Linked DNA regions of Homo sapiens: region 1 is linked to region 2. A link is a contact called in ENCODE Hi-C or POLR2A ChIA-PET data. All regions are on one chromosome and are shown on one strand. The core of a region is the stretch at or near the end of the contact, and the rest is flanking DNA. Distances in the headings are between cores, read along the strand shown. Region 1 overlaps ANKDD1B (ankyrin repeat and death domain containing 1B). Region 2 overlaps CERT1 (ceramide transporter 1).

Region 1 (7,651 bases), core at 3,774-6,273, 210 kb after region 2:
TTTCTACAAACCTGGATTGCTGTCCACCTGGCCAGTCTTGGGAAATTTCCCTTAAATCCTTAAAGCAAAAAGCATTTACTCATCTCCTTCTCTCTCACAATCCTGTTTAATTAGCTTGGTAGTCTTGATATATATGGATTCTTTTAAAGGTCACACCATCCTCCTTGCAACTTTTCTTGCCTGTAAAACAAAACAAAAAAAGTGCTTTGCTTGTAAAACTTTTTATTTTAACAATTGGAACTCTGTTTCTTCTCTCCCATTCCTCATATTTCTATGTTCTTCCATCTCCTCCCTTTACCTCTTCCTCTTTTCCTATCCTCAGGCTCAATTTCTTAAATTATCATTGTATTTTATTGAAGACAACTTTGCCAAGTTCCATCTTTTCTCTTTCTCTTTAACTTGCTTTCACATTTTCTTTGGAAATAGAAATATTCATTGGTTCTATTTTTAATTCCTGATAGCTCTTTAAAAATTATTTTGGGTAGATAAGAATAAATTACTTTCCCACCAAATGAATATGCCCTCTTTCCTAATGAATCTTTAAGACATAAGAGTTAGGTATACTTTGAAAACCATATATAAAACATGAATATAGCTAAAGGAGACCCCCAGAAATGGTAAGAGTTGTTAACTCCGGTGACAATTGGGGTCCTGGGGTCTGGAGTGGGAGAAATACTTGTTTTTTAAGATACATCTTTAAATATTTTTTTAACCAAATGCATTTATTATTTTAAATTCTCTTTGTTCATTGAACAAGTTTATATCCTCGCCTAATATAAAATGGTTCCTAGTAAAAGGATTAAAGATATGATTTAAATTTCCTCTCTCATATCCATTTATCCATTAACCTAACCACCCAATCATCCATTATTAAATTCAGTGGTTCAGAGGCAAATGGGAGCTTCCTAAAACCTGGCTTATGTTATTTTAATTTCCACCAGTTCTGGCTCATGTTATTCCTGCAAATAGTTCAGTGTTTTGGCAGGCAAGCTATTTAATGCTTCACTGGCTGCTGAAAAAGACCTAGGCTTTCCAAATCTCCTGCCCTTTTCAATGGAAGCCTAAGGGACCACCCAATCCAATCCTGAAAGGCACAAACCATGTAAGTTTCTTGAAGAGCTAAAAATGTTATCGCACAAAGATAGATGCAGAAGCATTTTGTGTTCTTCCCTTTCCCTTGTGACATTTAGGCTCTTGATCTTGTTGGATTCATCATTGTTTCAGGAGATGGAATGAGGAGAGAAGGACAAAGTGAAGTGGCCCACAGCTCCCAAGTTTGCTGGAGCTCCCCATCCTCAATCTTACTTCTTTTAGAATTCCTGGGAGCTAGGCACTGTGGAAGTAAAGCTGAGGCTGGGTTGGAGAAGACCCTGCTTTTTACAGTCTCTAAAACAATTATGGGTAATTCACACCTCCCATTCCTATTTCAACTTCTGTACACAAAGTTCAGATACTAGAGGAAGGTTTTGCCCTTCTTGGCCAAGCTTCCCGGGAGGAGCTTATTGCATTTCCCTTGTCGAGCTTCCTGGAGGAGGTTTCTGATGCTGTGAAGGATCCATGGTGGGGGCCCATCAAGTTCTTCTCATCAGTTTTTAAACCCAGGGTCCTAGACAGTTTTGGTTCATTTCCTGCCCCAGCCTGGATTCCCATCTTGTTGTCAAGAATATTTTCATTAAGATACACCTCTATTTAAGTGAAAGACAAAAATAGAAGTCACTATACATGAGAAAGGAAGTCCCAGACTTCTTGGTGGGCCACTTGTCCTGCATGTCCTTAACTGATCTGCAAACTTCTGCAGGAGGATTACCTGGAGGCCTAGTGGCATAAGCACAGCATGCAGTTCTAGGAAGCAGTGATGCCTGCTTTCACTCAGTGATTTTCTCCGGTGTTTGTGGTTTGATTCTGCAGGACTCTGGTGGATTCTGCAGAAGGGACAAAAGGAACCTTTCAACAGTCAGAAAACAAGATGCCAATCTAGGCATAGTGCTGTTGGTCTGAGCCTGGCTATAGTGACTTTAAATGATGTCCACTCCTGTCCTCTCCACTCCCTTAGTCACCTCTTCCCCAAGCCCCAGCCTGAGCTAGGCTCCTAGTTTACTCTCCTTATGCTCACCAGAGAGCAGGATGAATGAGGGACCAGCTGTGGGGTCTTATTAAGGATACAGCCAATCTGGGCTCACCGAAGCTTCAATATGAGAACATCAAATACCCAAAAGAAGAAATGGGGGTATGGGTTCAAACAAAGGCCATTAAAGATGGTTTTGTTGTTGTGACACATCCTTTGCCAAGACAGCCTCTCTGTTCTCATTCTCTGTTCTAAGCAGCATGGGACACAATAGGCAAAATCCCTCACATTTCCTGTGTCAGACAGACGGTACCCAAGCTTTTAATTTCAAGCATTTATTTCCATTTTGGATGGCAAAAAAAAAAAATATATATATGATCCAGTGACAGGAGGCATTGAAAACATAGTCTCGGTTACCACCTTACTAGTTATGTTTGAAAAACATATATACTCTGAAATAAGGTAATAAGTAGAACATGTCTGAAATCTTCTGATACAATTATTTTCACTTTAGGAGCATCATGAGAGCATCAGGGACCCGTCAACAGGCTTTACTCTGACATTCAAGCAAGATCACAGTCTGGAGACCAGACACATTCGCACGCTTCTCTGGGACCTGGCTTACCATCAGCTGAAGGCCAATGAGTGGCAGAGGCTGGCCCGTTCGTGGAACTTTACAGATGACCAGATTAGAGCCATTGAGGAGCAGTGGTCGGGTGAGTACAGACTAGATGATGTGGGCAGGAGGAATTCACTGTTAGGAACAGCAGTGCCTCCTGGTGTGAGGTCTTCCAAGGAAGTGTGTGGCACTCACAATAAGCTGCAGTCTTCAAGGGGCCCAGGAATAGGGGCAGTTAGCTTAGGTCCACACCAGTGATTTGGGCATTAAGATTTGCAGAAAGTGAACACTCATGGTCTGCAGTAAACCGAAGTTTGTAAAGGATGATTATGTGTATTGACCCATATCAGACATGTGCATTTAGCCTAGAGAGACAGTAAGATTCCCAACTGGACGGTCACTAAGGAAGCAAGCAAGGATTTAACAGTTGGTGTGTCAGTGGGAAGCCAATCTGATTTCTATGTTCCTTGAGACTGTCCTGGGGTGAATGGGTTCATTCTGTAATCAATAGGCTCGCTGTTTAAGTCTGCGCTCCAGAAAGAGGAATTCCTTAAAGCAGGTGGGTGTAGGAGAAAGGGTTGTTGTAGGACACTGCCTTAGGGGAGACTTGGCTGTGCCATGAGCGACACGGCAAATACAGACTCAGAGGGCTTTCTTGGCTAGATGATTCCAAGCAATGGAATCATTTCAGCTGGACTCAAACTGTCATAATTAGTGAAGTCAGGTCAGCTAGATTCCTTAATTTTGTTTTTTGTGGTTAGACGAAAACCTAGGAAACATAGAAAGTTTACTTGGCATTAATCAACTAATTAGCTTTGAAAACAATGAAGCAAACATGTTTCTTGGCAAAGTTTTCTATTCAGAGCACTGCCCTCTCATGGACATCCTAAGACGAGAAGGTGTCCTTGCTCAGGGGTCTATTTGTATTAGGGATTGCTGGGAACTGGGGATGGCAGAAGCACAGTCCATGAGCACACACTATTTATACCACATACAAGTAAATTATGAGACTTTGTATTGCACATTCTTAGGATACATTTTCATGTGAAAAATAGAAGATAATGTATTGAAAACATTGAATACTAACTAGTTTCTAACTAGAAAAATTTTTTTATTGTTAAGATTTCTTTTTTGTCATTAATTAGGCTTATAGTGTTCTGTGAAGTCTTTAGGAAAATTGAGTTGCCTCCTGGAACTCTAACTTGACCTAAAGAGATGACTTGAAAATATAGTGTATCTTCAGAGTACTTGCCAGCAGGATAAGGGGGATTTTAAAGTGTTTCGATGGAACCTTTATGGAGGGCCTGGAGTGTTTATTTCTGCTGGATGAGGGATAGATACATCAGCTCTCTAAGCCATGCATGTTTGATGGAGTTTATAATCTAGTTGGCACAATAACAATGACACTTGCAATTCAATTATATTGTGATCCAGGGTAAGGTTACTGGCACTGGGGAGTTTGTGGGCTTTTGATCAAAGGAGTGACAGACTCATGATGGTATTTAAGAAAAATTAGTTTGTCAAGAGCAAGATTAGGAAAGGAACAGAGGACTTGTCCAGGAGTACATTCTGTAAGTATGCAGTTCCCTCTCCCTGAAATGCCCGCTTCTCCATATCAGTCTGTCCAGTGAACTTCTCCCTCACCCCTGCAGAGCTCAGGCCCTTCCCTTGCACAGCATGTCTGCTCCTGCACACTCTCTCTCAGAGCAAGGAGCCTGTAGTGAAGTCCTGTTGGGAACCACAGAGGCTTTGTGGCTCCCTATCCCGGTACTTCCCCCAACACCTCTCTAGGCTGAGATATGCAGTGAGTATTTATCAAATGAATAATCCTGGCCCAGGGATGCAAACTTCCCTCAGAGTAGCTTCCTTGAGACTGGAGTGGCAGAATGAATGGTGCATGCTTGCTGCTCAGAGTGGGGAATATGGAGCAGCAGTGGCAGCAGCACCCGGGAGTTTGTTAGATGCATGGATTCTTACCCCAGACCTACTGAATCCAAACTTGCATTTTAGTAAGATACCCAGGTGAAATAAGCACTGTGAGTTTGAAGAGCACTGGTCTATGAGAAGTTGCATATTTCATTAAAATTGTTCCCCCTGGGCAGGCACCACAGCTGTCCTCTCTCTTGTACACTCCTTTGGGTGTGTGCCAAGCATAGCAGGTGCATAGCACAGGCTGGAGGGAAAGCAAATGCTGGTCATCATAAAGCAGCACAGCGAGGGCAACTGGAAGGGCTTTTTTCGAAGAGGAACAGGCAAGCAAACAGTCATTCAGAAAGTTTAGTTGGAACTGAGATCACAATGGAAAGAGATAGCAGCTCGTGGTGTTTTACCTCGGACCTCTTGTGCTTGGCACAGGAAATGAAAGCTTCCGTGAACATGGCCACAGGGCTCTGCTTATCTGGCTACACGGGACCCTGATGACTCAGGGTGACCCGGCCAAGCAACTGTATGAAGAGCTGGTACACGCAGGTTTCCCAAAACTAGCTGGTAAGTGACAGTTTCAACAACAGAAATTCTTTCTCCCTTAAAATTTCAGGAAGCAGTCTACAGAAATATCATCCTGACCAGCTACAGCCCCAGCGTGGTGTTAGCTGTGGCTCACACGGAGTATGGAACTATGGAAGGGGCTTGTAAGCTGTCAGCAGCTTCTCCTTTGGGGAATGACCCAGTCAATACTGGTTACTCATTAGCCTGGCAGTTCTGTGTCATCCCCCTACTCAGCATTTGAAAAAGTGTGGGAGTGTTTTTGTTTATGTGTATGTGTGGTGGGGGCAGGTGGGGTGGGGCAGAAGTGCTAAACTATCCCATACAGTTATAGGATTGTTCTCCACGACTAAGAGTTGTCTTGCTCAAAATGCCATTTTACCCCTGTTGATAAACTGCAGGTTAGTGTATTTGAAAATGTTATCTCTAGGTAGAACAAAAAGAGCAGACAGGCTATTACTTTGCCACCTGAGGTTATTGCTAAAAATCAGTCTGCCAAAATCACTGACCATATTGTCAGGAAAGATCCTTTAAAAACTTATCAATAAATTAGGCGGTGTTGTAGCTCTCATGTAATAACAAGCATTCAAGCAAAATACAGGAACATCTGCCATTATTTTCACTGAAGCAGTTTTACCTGGAGCAAGAAGATAAATGAGTGAACACCGACTGATCCAATAGTTTCCAGCAGTAGTAGGTACAAGGAACAATGTGTGGATACTTACCTTCCATCACATGATCTCATAATATTGGAGTTTTTCCCTCAACTTTTACCCTGTTCCCATTGGCCCCGAGAATACTCACCAGTGGTGCTTGCAGCATTTACCCTGAAAAAACTTTGCCATGAATTATCTTGTTTTTATTATTATTTTTGGATCACTCTAGTATATTGACTTTGGAAACAAAAGATATCATTCTACTTATAGCATTCTGGTTTTACTAGTGGTATTTCCATTTACAAAATATGGAAATTCTTGATCATTGAAAATGTCAAGTCCTAGAAAATGTAGCATTCCTATATGTGATGTTAACATCGTTCTCAAACAATTGTTGGCCAAAGATTCATTCCATGAATCCAATTTTTCAGAAATTGATGATTCGGATGATTCAGACTATTCTGATGTTAGTTCTGTTTAGAAATAACTCCAAGAAGTTTGTATATTTGTTTTTCACAATGAAAATCAGATTTGCTTCAGCCTCAAAGAGCGTATTTATGTAAAATTGAAGAAGTGCTGGCAGTGAGCTGCACTTTTTTTTCTAAATGGGAAAAGGGTTAAATGTATTCTTCCTATGAAAGAGGTTCCATAAGAACTCTTAGAGAAGATGAAGATGCAGTCCACTGAACTGGCTAAGGGTATGTGTTCTGACGCAAGGCTGTGTGAGCTCACTCTTGAACTCCAAAGCTGACTGACTGGTTGTAAACCTCGAGCAAGTTCTATGACCTTCCTGTGACAACCTTCTCATTTATTAACTAGGAAAGAAAATAAAAATGTTTACTTCAAAGGGCTGTTGTGGGATTTAATGAATAATAGTGCCTGGTAGACAATCAGTGCTTTAAAAATTTTAGGTATTCATAAATGTTATCTTATTTTTTCCAGAAAAGACTCGTCATTTCAAAAGCAAAACTGACTCAAACTCCAAGAAATGTGTAGTTTCATAAATGCCTAAAGAAATTGTATTTACATGATTTTCCACTCAGCATTCAGTTCTTTTAATGCCATAAATTTCTTCTAGCAGTAGCACTGATTTTCAACTATGATGATGGTGGTGACAGGGAACTCTAACAGATGAAAGAAGAGTAATACCATGATACTTTTCAACCACTAAAAAGTCAAATATAGTTTTTTTTGCTGAGGGCAAGTTGTATGTGATTTTCCCATTTCTATCAATCATTTGATGTAATCCATGTAATAAGATAATCTAGGACGGTTTTGTATGTCATGTTTTTTTAAAAAACTCATGGGAGCAGCATCATGGTACAGTAAAAAAACAAGGGTTTTTATAATAGACAAATATGGTTTTGAACTTGGTTTTGCCACTTATTAGATGTGAACCTTTGGGCATGTTAATGTTGTTTACGTTCTTAGATCTTCAGTTTCCTTCTCTATAAACTGGGAGAGATGTCTATTTAATCCATAGGGTTGGAATGAAGATGAAGGGAAAATGCCTGTGTAGCCTCACGCCCATAGTACGGAAATCAACTGCTATTTCTCTTTCAGTAAGAGAAACTGGGTTTGGAATTTATAGTCATTGTTGACTTTAAATCACACATTTTGTGTAATATATTACTTAGGAAAGACCAGAAGTATGTACACCATTTTTTTTTTTTTTTAAATCTCTTGGTGATGTAATTACAGATGATTATTTTCTTTGTACTTTTGGGTACATTCCATTCTTTTTTTCACAAAGAACATGCATTATTTTTGTAATCTAAGAGTTATGAAATAAATGTAAAATTGAGTGTCAGTTTATGTGCACCTATT
Region 2 (7,225 bases), core at 3,000-5,499:
TAAAGGAAGAAAACACAAAACGGGAACCTTGCAAAGGAACTGTCATTGGACTTAACAGAGAAAAGTGAGCAAAATAAAATATGTTTAATTAAAACAGAAAAAAACTTGCCCTGTAATAAAAATCAACTGATTAAGCCCTTAAAGGTCATCTCCATTAAAAATATAGAAATTAATTCTACTTAATAACATCTTTAATCACTAGTGAGACGGCTGGCCCTGATTAAATAACATGAAACAGGCTGTTCTCCTTATATGCACATTTAGCTTCTCTCACCTAACGTAAAACTCTTCATCCAGAAACAAGATGGTATAATTTAGTGAATTTAGTTGAGACTCCAAGTCTCTTGCTTTTCCTATATGCCATAAATGGGGAAATACATCAGTCATTCTGGTAAGTAACTTTGCATATTATCTCATTTATGTCTTACTACTACTTTGAGCAGAAGTACCAACATGGCAGCTGAGAATAAACACTAAGAAGAGGTTAATTAACACAGCCAAGCTCACATATGTCATACATGGCAGAGGCTGCATGCATGGCCTGGCTCCAGAGCATTGAGATTTTTTGAATAGTAGCTCATTTCTCTTTTAAATAATAGAAAAACAATAATTTTTTTCCATATTTAGACTTTTCTGAAGTAACATTACCAAGATAACTAAGACTTAGAAAATGTTTTAAAAACTTAACACTAAAGTTTAAATATATAGTCCTAAAGCTAAAACAAAGAAAAAAAAGAAAGGTAACATAGTCAATTTTATTTAGGCTGGGAGAAATCTTAAATCAATAAACCAAGAAAGAAAAGCTAATACGATTGATAAAGAAGTATGCAATTGTGAAATCTCAGGTGAGACTGGTTTTTCTTGGGTGTGTGGGTGTAGGGGTGTGTGTGTGTGTTTTGTGCTTGTTAAAAATACCCAAAACAGTGCCTGAGATTTCACAATCGCATACTTCTTTATCAATCGTGTTAGCTTTTCTTTCTCAAGCCAGACTGGTTTTTCTTGGGTGTATGGGTATAGGCGCGCGTGTGTGTGTGTGTGTGGTGTGTGTGTGTGTGTTTTGTGCCTGTTAAAAATGTGTGTGTGTGTGTGTGTGTGGTATGTGTGTGTGTGTTTTGTGCCTGTTAGAAATAACCAAAACAGGTGTTTCAACTACAACTTTGTGAAACTCAAACGAACAAGTATAGGCAAGTACGTAAACAAGCAAAACTTCTCTTAAGTCATACTCAAGAATGACATGGTGGATTTAGAACGTTCTCTGTTTTATCATGGTATTACTGAATTAGCTAATAATACAGATTTATTAATGTATTTCTTTAGTCTACTTAATATTTATTAACAGAAGTCAAAGACTAGCTTAAATTATATGAATGTACCTTATATATTTATATAAAAAAGACTTTCTATAGGTTTATCATTAGATAGCCTCACATTTACAAAGAATAACTGATTTACAAATGTTCGTACTAAGAATTTACCCAAAAAGTTATAACAAAAATCAACATTGAAACTTTTATAAGTTGGGGTTTTATAATCCAATGTTATTTCAAAAATCCTTTTATTTAGATCATTAAAAAGGTATTTATTATGAAGCAAAACCTAAATAAAAAATCGAAATGTGTTTTATGAAAAAGGGTATATTTTTGATGTAGTTAACAATGAAAAATATTTATCTTTTTTTTTTTTGAGATGGAGTCTTGCTCTGTTGCCCAGGCTGGAGTGCAGTAGCCCAATCTTGGCTTACCGCAACCTCTGCCTCCCGGATTCAAGCGGTTCTACTGCCTCAGCCTCCTGAGTAGGTGGGATTACAGGTGCTCACCACTAAGCACGGCTAATTTTTGTATTTTTAGTAGAAAAGGGATTTCACCATGCTGGCCAGGCTGGTATTGCTCCTGACCTCAGCTGATCCACCTGCCTCGGCCTCCCAAAGTGCTGGGAATACAGGCGTGAGCCACCATGCCCAGCCGAGTAATATTTATCATAGCAAATACCCTTAGTACAACTAAAGTGTTAAAAATAAAAATTATTTCAAAAATTTACATATGAACTGCTTTAATCTTTATCATCCAAATAATGTTCAATGTTTCAGTAACTAATGTCACATGTCAACTTTTTTTTTAAGGTATTGTCAACAATCTCTTACCTAGTCCTCCATGGACAGGTAAACATTAGGGATCTTACCTTGTGCTGTTCAATGGCATCTATCCATTGCTGTCTATGATCTGGATCCTGAGCACGAAGATACCAAACACTATCATTTACACTAATATCAAATCGACATTCATCAAAATCGTGAGGCTGTGGAGAAAAAGTAGAAAATGAAAAGCAAAGCTAATTATATCCTTAGAAGTGTTACACCCCAAAGCCAAAACATGAACATACTCATTCTGTGCTGGTGGGAGACTTGTTACTTTTTATTTTTCTGCTCAAATAACTTGTCTGAAGATAAGAATGTACAAAGGCACAGTTACCAAAAGCCAAATTTCACTCACTACTCTTACAAATGAGTTGTCACATATGCTACAAACATCTATTTCTAAAACAGAGCTGATATTTTTCATCAAATGCTTTGAGTTAACTAGTGAGAACACCACCAAAAGGATAACTTTTATTTTTATTTATTTTTGAGGTGAGGGTCTTGCTCTATTGCCCAGGTTGGAGTGCAATGGCATGAACACAGCCTCACTCCAGCCTTGAACTCCTGGGTTCAGGTGATCCTCATGCCTCCCAACTGGGACTACTGGCACATACCACCATGCCCTGCTAATTTTTAAAATTTTTTAAAAATGTAGGCTTGCTGGCTGGGCACGGTGGCTCATGCATGTAATCCCAGCACTTTGGAAGGCCAAGGCAGGTGGGTCACGAGGTCAGGAGTTCAAGACCAGCCTGGCCAAGATGGTGAAATCCTGTCTCTACTAAAAATACAAAAATCAGCTGGGCGTGGTGGTGGGCACCTGTAATCCCAGCTACTTGGGAGGCTGAGGCAGAGAATTGCTTAAACCCGGGAGGCCGAGGTTTCAGTGAGCCGAGATTGCGCCACTGCTCTCCAGCCTGGGTGACAGAGTGAGTCCTCCGTCTCAAAAAAAAAAAAAAAAAAAAAAAAAAAGATGGAGCCTTGCTATGTTGCCCAGGCTGGTCTCGAACTCCTGGCCTTAAACAATCCTCCCACCTTGGCCTCTCATGTTGCTGGGGTTACAGGCACAAGCTATTGTGCCGAGCTAAAAGCATATATATTTTTTAAGGCCAAAATAAGTTTTAGAGTAGACATTTACTACTTTTTTCTTACTCCATTATTCAAAAGTAAATGCCCATTAATAATTTTATTTCATTAAATATTCTTGATATCTCATTTATCAAATCTTATGAAATTTAACAAAGCAAGATAAAAATGTTAACATTTCCCTTTAAGTATCTAAAATTAACTTCTAGGCTTTTACATGTCTTTGATAGTAACAACCAGGAGCACTTCCAGCTAAAGGAAAAAAATAAAATGAATATTACATAAGATCTACATGAGCTATCTAGAGAAAACTCCGCATTAAGGTGTAAACATTTAGTGAAAATGTCAACTTTTTGATTCAGTGCTCTTGACTCAAGAATATAAAAAATGAATGTTTTACATCCTTGTTTTTAATCTCAATAAATGAATTAAAATATGACAGGAATACATCACATTTACCACCTCTTTTTCCACCAGATACAGTAGAGAGAGTCAATCAATATCCTCTCCTAAAAAGATTCTTAACCTTGGAGGGAAAAGAATCCGCTCTGGGCAACACGACAGTGAACTTATTTGCTTAACACAATTTACATCCTGTACTCCTCCCAGGGTTTATTGTTTATTCTCTCCCTCCCTTAACAACATCCACCTTTTATCTCATCAGTTTATTTAGCAAACACAATATAAACTAACTCTACCATTTTCTTTAGGCTATGAAACAACTTAAGATAAGAAATCATGGTTCTGACTGATTAAAGGATTCAAGTTAAATTTCCTGAATCAGTATGTGCTGGACAATAATAAACCTACAAATGAGAAGTAGAGTGTGCTAGAAAGAAGCAAAAGGGAAAAACAATGCATATCCTGCTTCAGTAATTATAAATACAGAAAGACATAAGCGATAACGTCCAACATTCATAAATAATGATCATAAATTTAACTGAATTATAAATATCCAGGCATGTTAAGAATCAAGTCTAATTACTGAGAATAGCTTCTTGGAGGAAATGAAACATATGCTATGTAAAGCAGGAGTCCCCAGACTCTAGGTCACAAACCCGTGCCAGTCCATGGGCTGTTAGTAACTGGGCCGCACAGCAGGCAGTAAGCAGCAGGCAAGCAAGCATTACCACCTGAGCTCTGCCTCCTGTCAGATCAGCAGCGGCATTAGATCCTCATAGGAGCACAAACCCTACAACGAACTGTGTATACAAAGGATCTAGGTTGTTCGCTCCTTATGAGAATCTAATGGTTGATGATCTGAGGTGGAAGAGTTTCATCCCAAAGCCATCCCCCGTCACCCACTACATGGAAAAATTGTCTTTCATGAAACTGGTCCCTGGTGCCAAAAAGATTGGGAAATGCTAATCTAAAGAACCAAATAAAGTAAAGCAGATGATCAGTCTATTGCTGTAAGTAGCCCAGGAGTTTTAAACTTTTACTCCATGATAATTCCCATTATATTTCCAGCCAGTATTTCTTAAAATGTTTTACATTTTGTAATGTGTTAAATATACTTATTAAAGTTTTAGAAAAATAAAAGAACATATAGCTCATAATTCACCATTTTCTCTGGCAAACACCTTCTTATGCAGACAAGGGAGCCATTTCTACCATCTATGATCTGGAGCATAGGTGGCACAGAAGAGAAAAGCATGAATTGTAAGTGGTATAGAAAGTCTGTGAATAACACAAAAGTTTTACATCTCAACAAAGTGAAAAAAAAAAAAAAAACGAGAGAAGATGAGTCTACAGGGCAAAGGAAATGACAGATTTGGTTAAGAGGATGTATTATGCAATAAAGCTCACATCACTATATTACACACACATATGTGCCCCAAACTTCTAACAGATTGTTTCATTCAGTAACAATCAATCCTGTCTTTATTAAAAATTTTGATATTTTGCTCATTATACAGTAATTTAGTCCTTTTAAAAAATATTGCAATAAAATATTTATCTTGATTATTGAGTTTTTTCTTGCTTCCTTAAATTTTGTGATTGAGGTAAGTTCCTCACTGGTCTCATTTTCCTTGTTTTGGTGCTGAGAAGTAATTATTAGAAAGAAACAAATGTAGGATAGAGGCCAAAATTAGATGGAAAACATTGAGAGGTGATAAATATAAGATATGATCTAAGGCAGCAGTCCACAAACTTTTTGGGACCAGGGATCGGTTTCATGGAAGACAGTTTTTCCAAAGACAGGTTGCGGGGAATGGTTCTGGGATGAAACTGTTCCACCTTGATCATCAGGCATTAGATTCTCATAAGGAGCGTGCAACCTAGATCCCTCGCATAAATAGTTCACGATAGGGTTTGCACTCCTATGAGAATCTAATGCTGCTGCTGATCTGACAGGAGGCAGAGCTCAGGAGGTAATGTCGGCTTGCCTGACACTCACCTCCTGGTGTGCGGCCTGGTTCCTAACAGGCCATGGACTGGTACTGGTCTGTGGCCCAGGGTTTGAGGACCCCCGATCTAAAGGAAAAAAAGACTAAAAAGTTTAAAGAAGAATTAAGGTGACAAGTGATGAAAAGAGGGCTGACAGAGTTAAAAAAACAAAAAACAGAGTTAAAAACGTGGGAAACAACAACAAAAAGCCAGGTTTAAAAAGTCATGGATGGCCCACGCCTGTAATCCCAGCACTTTGGGAGGCGAGGTGGGTGGATCACGGGGTCAGGAGATCGAGACCATCTTGTCCAACATGGTGAAACCCCATCTCTACTAAAAATACAAAAATTAGCTGGGTGTGGTGGCGCGCGCCTGTAGTCCCAGCTACTCAGGAGGCTGAGGCAGGAGAATCACTTGAACCCGGGAGGTAGAAGTTGCAGTGAACCAAGATGGCGCTACTGTACTCCAGCCCGGCGACAGAGCAAGACTCCGTCTCAAAAAAAAAAAAAAAAAAAAAAGTCATGGACATGTTAAACAGATTTGAGAAAAGCACAAAATGAAAGAAATATAATAATGTAGAGTATCAAAGGAGATAAAGCAAATACTTTAGCTGGTGTTTTCAAACATGAAAATATAACATACATAACAGAAAGACACACTATGCCCAGGAAAAACAGACACAGAAAGATTAACACGAATATATATTCTGTAAAGTTAATTAATTTCAAGAATAAAGGAAATGCTATAGGACACTGTTTCTCAAGGTTTTTGCATTACCAAACCCTCTACCCCACAATTAAATACTAAGGATAAGATTTTTGTCCATTAGAATTTTTTGGGGCCATAAACCATTGTTTTATCTATGATTTCAACCCTCCCGAAGAACCAAGTATCACCACCACTAAGAATGCATGCTACAGGAAAAAGACATCTATAAAAAAGTGGGTTCCATATTTTCTCATGTCAACACTCACTGTTAAGGACAAAAAAATTTCAAAAGGTGAATAAATCCATGGCACTTATACCTACTCCCTACCAAAATAACCTTATAGGAACAAAAGAGACATAAATGTCCAAAAGAAAAAGAAAAAACTTATCACCAAAATTCACAGTTGGAATGTGGTAAATGACTTAACAGGTGTTACCAAAACACCAGGGGTTTGGTCTAGGTCCTGCTGCTCACAGCACAGCAAGCCAATCACTGAGACAATGATTATTGCCAGGGAAGAAGGCTTTATAGGGTGCTAAAGTTGAGACGGGAGGTCAGTCTCAAATCTATCTCCCCGATTAACTAAAATCAGGGGTCTATAGAGGAGGGAAGAAATATAACCATGTGTGGAAACATAAGACTTAGGGAGGGGTAAGGAAAAGGAGTTGCTCAACAGGAAGCAGGTGGTTGGTTAGGCACTTATGCCAGGTAAGAGTTCTGGCATCTCATTGTCCAGATGCAGTGATCTGGTAAGTTTTCAGTTCTTTGATACTACCTGGGAGGCCTGATGGTTGGCTTCCTGAGAAAGGAATTCAGATAAGACAAATGTAACTTTCTCAAGTTTCAAGACTGGGAGGGTCAAGTGCTAGGTTTATGCAAAAGAAACCATAAACATCAGTTCTATGGGA

Evidence for each region. A loop is a pair of places that touch in the nucleus more often than their neighbours do. ChIA-PET counts read pairs that join two places held with the same protein, here RNA polymerase II (POLR2A). Pooled maps may share reads with other maps.
Region 1: a loop to region 2 is called in a pooled map, with 2.5 times the contacts of the local background. The contact joins two enhancer-like sites. A Hi-C loop is called at or near these places in 2 of 50 pooled maps. POLR2A ChIA-PET finds 5 or more read pairs at or near these places in 3 of 52 experiments (A549, CD4-positive, alpha-beta T cell and WTC11).

Annotation. Positions count from the first base shown.
Region 1 is chr5:75,664,213-75,671,863 of GRCh38, forward strand. It overlaps ANKDD1B (ankyrin repeat and death domain containing 1B), which reads left to right. Exons shown (of 14, transcript NM_001276713.2): 12 at 2,580-2,781; 13 at 5,040-5,171; 14 at 6,767-7,634. The coding sequence ends at 6,828. Among named protein-coding and RNA genes, the nearest start is that of POC5, 49 kb to the right of the region's middle. RefSeq lists enhancers at 1-356, 2,767-3,268. Within about 2 kb of position 5,024, at least 16 of the 41 ENCODE cell types and tissues checked have a DNase peak (open chromatin) inside an H3K27ac peak, as active enhancers do.
Region 2 is chr5:75,456,887-75,464,111 of GRCh38, forward strand. It overlaps CERT1 (ceramide transporter 1), which reads right to left. Exons shown (of 17, transcript NM_001379029.1): 3 at 2,179-2,295. Among named protein-coding and RNA genes, the nearest start is that of CERT1, 51 kb to the right of the region's middle. Within about 2 kb of position 4,250, at least 2 of the 41 ENCODE cell types and tissues checked have a DNase peak (open chromatin) inside an H3K27ac peak, as active enhancers do.